2 separate regions of the Homo sapiens genome follow, and region 2 is linked to region 1. Evidence: chromatin loops called from intact Hi-C (ENCODE). Cell type or tissue: heart right ventricle. All regions are shown on one strand. Links, peaks and the distances in the headings refer to the core of each region. The heading gives the core; the rest is flanking DNA.

The links. Hi-C counts contacts between places; a loop is a spot of excess contacts. Peaks named below come from ENCODE experiments on the same cell type or tissue, not always from the same donor. Only the 100,000 strongest peaks of a DNase experiment are listed, where the experiment ranks them.
Region 2: a loop joins it to region 1, with 7 times the contacts of the local background. A loop is called at or near these places in 91 of 110 quality-filtered maps.

The regions. Positions count from the first base shown.
Region 1 is chr3:157,620,861-157,624,285 of GRCh38, reverse strand. No RefSeq gene overlaps it. Among named protein-coding and RNA genes, the nearest start is that of VEPH1, 120 kb to the right of the region's middle. In heart right ventricle, for the core only: no CTCF peak of the experiment used is centred there; no DNase peak of the experiment used is centred there.
Region 2 is chr3:158,440,698-158,444,122 of GRCh38, reverse strand. All of the region lies in intron 6 of RSRC1 (arginine and serine rich coiled-coil 1), which reads right to left. Among named protein-coding and RNA genes, the nearest start is that of UC.134, 84 kb to the left of the region's middle. In heart right ventricle, for the core only: no CTCF peak of the experiment used is centred there; no DNase peak of the experiment used is centred there.

The sequences.
Region 1 (3,425 bases), core at 416-2,915:
TGGCACTGCACTCCAGCCTGGGCAACAGAGCAAGACTCTGTCTCAAAAAAAAAAAAAAGTGCTACAAATGTTCCTCACAATCACTGTCATGTAAGCAAATCTGGCCTTTCATGCCTGTCTGCTTATTGGTAAATACTGAATGGCAGCTGGTCAATGAGACCAATGGTGCTTTAATAATAGCCACAAAAGCCTATTTAGGATAAACAATAGAAAAAGCATGTTTTAAAATGCTTATAACTGGTTAAGAAATACAGCAGAAGTATAAAAATTTAATAATTTCACTTGATATTGAGAAATATAAGCACTATTTCTTAAAATTTCAATTGCATTAATTCAAAACCTTATGCAGAATAAGAAAAGAGCAATATGCCAGATTCTTTGGCTAAATCCTTCATTGTCACAGTCTTAAATTATTGCAAAGACCTGAAGATTTCAGAATAATGATGATACAGAGCAGTAACTTTCTATCACTGCACAAAATGTACAGAGCTATAAATCTTATTATAATATAACATAGAGTTTTAGAGATGCTTAAAATCCTTTTAAATACCAAGTCAGCTAGTTGGTAAAATGTAGCATCCGCAATTTGCTGATAGACAAACTAAGGTGAATGACCTCACTATAATCATGGCAGAGGAAAGGGTGGATTTGCTTAGCTAATTACACTTCAACTGATCTGGTCTACAACCTCCTCTGTAATTTTTATTTTTTAATGAAAAATACAAAAGTTTGCAAACATCTTGTCTGCCTTATAAGTGTTTCCCCCAGGACTATTTAAAGATCAAAAAAGAAAATTTCAAACATGCAATCTGGCAAAAAAAAAAAAAAAAAGCAAGGAAATAAATAGCCAAAAAAGTGCTCTGTCTACAGTAGGCAAACCACTAGCTAAGGCTTTCTTCTTCCATAGTCTTCAACTCTTTCCTTCCTTCATCAATTCAATTATTCCAGGGATACCTTAATATTATGGTCCTAGGAGAGTCCACCTGCCTTCTCCTTTTTGATACCTTGTTTGCAGGCTCATGAGCTACCTCATTTTAACACAACCGTTTATAATGCTTCCAAAATCCCCTGTCCCTTGCTTTCCGATCATCACTCCTGTGCCTTAGCTGTCCAGCACCAGGTATATACATAATTAATATTCATCAATGCTGACAATTCCTGGCTCTCCCTGCTTGTCCCTTACTCTTGCTGGGAATACCACTTTAGGATACAGCTCATCCAGGGGAAATTTATTCTGCCTCTCTCCTTGCCTTGCTCTTGATACAAACCAGCTAAAAGCAATTTAGGACAGTGGTGAGTTTACCAAGAATTCTAACAGAATTGTTTCCTGAAAGCCGGCCTGTTGAAAAATCTTGGAGGCTAAGGAAATGTGCCCAACACAAGAAGTTTTGTTTGTGTCACTGTTTACCCTGACGCCCCCATCGCTATCTTTAATGATTAAATCTAGTGGCAGAAAGGAAGTTCTGCAGAAAAAAGTCTGTGTGGGCTTTTTCAAAGGACAAGTCTAGTGAACCTGCCTGGTACACATTCTTCTGGGATTTCAGTTCATAAGAATAATATCAACAATCACAAAACAAGTGCAGAAACGACAAAACTCACCACCACACACACACAAAAGTGAGGCAAGCAGAGGCATCATCTGCCTTTGTGAGTCCAGGAAAAAAGTTTCTTTTAAAGTAAAAATCACAAGCACCAATGCAGCTTTGGGGACAGGGGCCTACAGAGAGAGGGAGGTCCAATGCCAGATGTTTGATAGCCTGTGGGAGGGAGTGGGCTCAGTCAGCTGCACCAGCCATGAGTGGAGCTGCTCTTCCTTGAATGTATGGCCTGGAATACTTCCAGCGGATACATCCCTTCAGTAATGGTAAACTCAAACTTGAGCTGGGGGAACAAGGTTAGGACAAAGCGAACCCCAAGATGTCAGAAAATCAGTGAGGATTAAGAGCATGTCAGCTGATGTTGAAGTCAAACTTTAGACCAGAGGAGTTGGTGTGAAGGAGTCAGTTTTATGAGGATAACAGGGAGACACTAGGGCTTGATGGCTCTGGGACCCTGGGGATGGAGCGGAACTCCATAACTCCCTGTGTGAGAGTGCCCTCTTGCTCTATCCTCCTCTATCTCAAGCTCTGTTGGCTGATTTGAAAGGGAACGAGGTAATATCTGAAAGCGCAGCAGGGGTGGGAATGAGAATGATGCTCGGAGAACACCGTCCAGGCTTCTGCCCCCTCACTGTAAAGTGACGAGGGTGGGCACAACATTTTCATATTGTTGCCCGATGAGGATGGTAATGGAGACAGACAAGGCTTAGAAACTGAGGATTTCTCTCTCTCTCTCTCGCTCTCTCTCTCTCTATATATATACACACACACACATATATATACATACATGCATATGTGTATACATACATATATGTGTGTGTATATATACACGTGTATATATACATACACACACACACACACACACGTGAGTGTGTTACAGTGTGGTCTCTCCACCCGACAGACATGAGGCCATAATGTTTGTTCCCATAGAACTTAGACTAAAGAGAGAAGGGATCAAATTTGCAACATCATGTGCACAGTGATCTGGAAAGTGTTGGCAAAAGCATATAGACCCTGGCACCAGGCTGGAGTTTGAATCCAGGACCCATTGCCAACTAACTAGATTATGTTGGGCAAGTTTCTTGTACGTGAAATAGAGGTAATATCGTAGCACCCTTGTGTGTTAGTTTGCTAGGGCTGACGTAACAATAAGTACCACAAACTGGTTGACTTAAACAACAGAAATTTATTCTTTCACAGTTCAGGAGGCCAGAAGTCCAAAATCAAGATGTAGGCAGGGTTGGTTCCTTCTGAAGGCTCTGAGGGAGAATCTGTTCCATGGCTCTCTCAACAGAGGAGACAATGGAGTCTGCCTCTGTTGCCCAGGTTGGATCGCAGTGGCATGATCTCGGCTCACTGCAACCTCTGCTTCCCAGGTTCAAACAATTCTCCTGCCTCAGCCTCCTGAGTAGCTGAAACTACAGGCATGTGCCACCATGCCTGGCTGTTTTTTTTGTATTTTTAGTAGAGATGGAGTTTCACTATATTGGCCAGGCTGGTCACTATATTATGTATATATTTTTTTGAGATGGAGTCTCACTTGGTCATCAAGGCTGGAGTACAGCGGCGTGATCTCAATTCACTGCAGCCTCGGCCTCCTGGGTTCAAGTGATTCTCCTGCCTCAGCCACCTGAGTAGCTAGGATTACAGGTGTGAGTCACTGTGCCCGGTCTGTCTTAGTATATTTCTTTACAAAAAACCCTCCCCACCATGAATCCAACAGCCCAGTGGATGAAATTTTGCTTATGTGTATTTCACACCCAAATTCTTTACATGTGAAGAATATGCTGTTCATCCATTGTCATAGACCATCTGTGCTGAGTTTTG
Region 2 (3,425 bases), core at 447-2,946, 820 kb before region 1:
TAATTCTGACAATACTTTAAGCTTTTTAGCTATTATTACATCTGTTGATATCTGTCACCTGTGATCAGTGATTTTTGATGCTACTGCTGTGTTTTGGGATGCCACAAACCAGGCCCATATAGGGCAATTAACTTAATTGATAAGTGTATGTGTGTTTTCTGACTGTGCCACCAACTGGCTGTTCCTCTGTCTCTTGCCCTCTCCCTGTACCTCTCTGTTCCCTGAGACACAACAATACTGAAATAAGGCCCATCAGCAACCCTACAATAGCCTTTGAGTGTTCAAGTGAAAGGAAGAGCCACACATCTCTCACTTCATATGAAAAGCCAGAAATGACTAAGCTTAGTGAGAACGCATGTCAAAAGCTGAGATGAGGGAAAAGATAGGCCTCTTGTGCCAAATAGTGCAACACATTGTGAATGCAAAGGAAAAGTTCTTGATAGAAATTAAAAGTGCTACTCAAGTGAACACATAAATGGTAAGAAAGTGAAACATCCTTATTGCTGATAGGGACAAAGTTTGAGTGGTCTAGGTAGAAAATTAAACCAGCCATACCATTAAGCTTAGCCAAAAGCCTAATCCAGAGCAAAGTCCTAACTTTCTTAAATTCTGTGAAGGCTGACAGAGGTGAGGAAGCTGCTGAAGAAAAGTCTAAAGCTATCAGAAGTTGGCTTGTGAGGTTTAAGGAAAGAAGTAATCTTCATAACATAAAAGTGCAAGGTGAAGCAGCAATGCTGATGGAAAGGCTGCTGCAAGTGATCCAGAAGATCTAGCTAAGATCATTGATGAAGGCGGCTACGCTAAATGACAGATTTTCAATGCAGACAAAACCGCTTTCTAGGAAAGAAGATGCCATCTAGGATTGTCATAGGTAGAGAGAGGAAGTCAATGCCTGGTGTCAAAGCTTCAAAGGACAAGCTGACTCTCGTGTCAGGGGCTAACGCAGCTGGTGACTTTAAGCTTGAAGCCAGGGCTCATTTCTCATTCTAACAATCTAAGGGTCCTTAAGAATGATGCTAAATCTACTCTGCCTGTGCTCTATAAATGGAACAACAAAGCTTGGATAACAGCACAGCTGTTTATAGCATGGTTTATGATTATTTGAAGCCCACTGTTGAGATCTGTTGCTCAGAAAAAAAAGATTTCTTTTAAAATATTATTGCTTATTGACAGTATACCTGGTCACCCAAGAGCTTTGATGGAGACATACAAGAGGATTAATGCTGTTTTCACGCCTGCTAACAGAACATTCATTTTGCAGCCCACAGATCACAGAAAAATTGACTTCCAAGTCTTACTGTTTAAGAAATACATTTTCTAGGGCTATGGCAGCTATAGCCCTATAAAATGTATTTCTTAAACAATAAGACTTGAAAGTCCTCTGATGGACTTCCAAAGTAAATGAAAACCTTCTGGAAAGGATTTTGCCATTCTAAATGCCATTAAGAACATTTGTGATTCCTGGGAGGAGGTCAAAATAGCAACATTAACAGGGGTTTGGAAGAAGTAGCTTCAAACCCCTCATGGATGATTTTGAAGGGCTCAAGACTTCAGTGGAGGATGTAACTGCAGTTTGTGGTAAAAATAGCAAGAGAACTAGAATTAGAAGTGGAGCATGAAGATGTGACTGAACCTGAAGGGATGAGAAATTGCTTCTTAAGTATTAACAAAAAAAATTGTTCCTTAGATGGAATATACTCCTGTTAAAGATGTTGGGGACATTGTTAAAAATGACAACAAATGATTTAGAGTATTATACAAAAACTTAGTTGATAAAGCAGCAACACAGTTTGAGAGGATTGACTCCAATGTTGAAAGAAATTCTACCGTGGGTAAAATGCTATCTAATAGCATTGCATGTTACAGAGAAATATTTTATGAAAGAGTCAATCATTGCAAACTTCACTGTCTTATTTTAAGAAACTGCCACAGCCATCCCAACCTTCAGCAACCGCCACCCTCATCAATGGGCAGCCATAAACATCAAGGTGAGACCCTCCTCACTAAAGGCTCAGATGACTTGTCAGCATGTTTTAGTAATAAAATATTTTTTAATTAAGTCATGTACATTGTTTTTTAGACAATGCTATTATACACTTAATAGACTACAGTACAGTATAAACATAACTTTTATATGCACTGGTAGGGAAATCAAAAAATTTGTGATTTGCATTACTGTGGCATTTGCTTTGTTGTGGTGGTCTGGAATCAAACCCACAGTATCTCTGAAGTATGCCTGTATATTCCCTAAATCTTGAGTTCAGGGTCCTTTGTATTCACTAGAGCATACTGTAAGTTTGTTGTTTAGTTTAATACTTCTCTCACCATGGTGACAAGATTCACAGTTTATCCTCACAATCGTGTCAATTTTGCTTTATGTATCCTGAAGTTGTGTTATCAGATGCACACAAGTTATAATTCTTCTACTGTATTGCTGTATTCTGAGATTTTGCATTTTTAACAAGTTCCATGTGATGCTAATGTTGCAGTTCTAGGTTCTACACTTTGAGAAGTATTACTTGAGAATAACAGAAGAGAATACACAAGTTTATTAGGAATTGGAGAGATTATCTGTTAAATAACACATCTTGTGACCCCAAATCTTAATCATGTTATTATGGGCCTCATGATCCAGGATGCAGGAATATTCTTGCTCCAAAAATAAAAAAAAAACCCTACTGATAGCACAATACCTTGGGTGTTTGGTTCTTTCTTTTGTTAATATCTTGTTGCCAATATATTTAAAAAAGTCTTTGTTTGTATTTTGCCAAGATAAGATCGTAGATCTTCAAAACGTTTTAGTAGACTTTGTCTCTTCAGCTCATCTGTTTAACCCTAGTACTCAATATATTGCTAAACAACAGATGCTTAATATATGACTCAATGAATACTGCCAAGAAGTCAGAAAGTAAAGATACACTTCATAACCCAGATTTAGAGAATCATAGAAATTGTCCTATCATTCCATTTGTTAACATTCCAACAGACTGTAGGAGAAGCAGACAGATACATTATTCTTTTTGGGCCATTTAATAACATTATTAAAAATTAAGACCTATAAGTTAAGCAGCTGAATGCTTATGTACGATTAATAAAAACATAAAACCATGCAAGAGATTTCACTTCAAACACCTGAAAGTGATTTCTCTAATATTTATTTTCTTTCATTTTTTTTCTTATGAGATGGAGTTTTGCTCATGTTGCCCAGGCTGGAATGCAATGGGGTGATCTCGGGTCTCTGCAAGCTCTGCCTCCTGGGTTCAAGCAATTCTCCTACCTCGGCCTCCCAAGTAGCTGGGATTACAGGCAGCGCCACCACACCCAGCTAATTTTGTATATTTATTAGAGATGGGGTTTCACCATGTTCGTCAGGTTGGTTTCAAACTCCTGACCTCAGGTGATCCACCCACCTCAGCCTCCCAAAG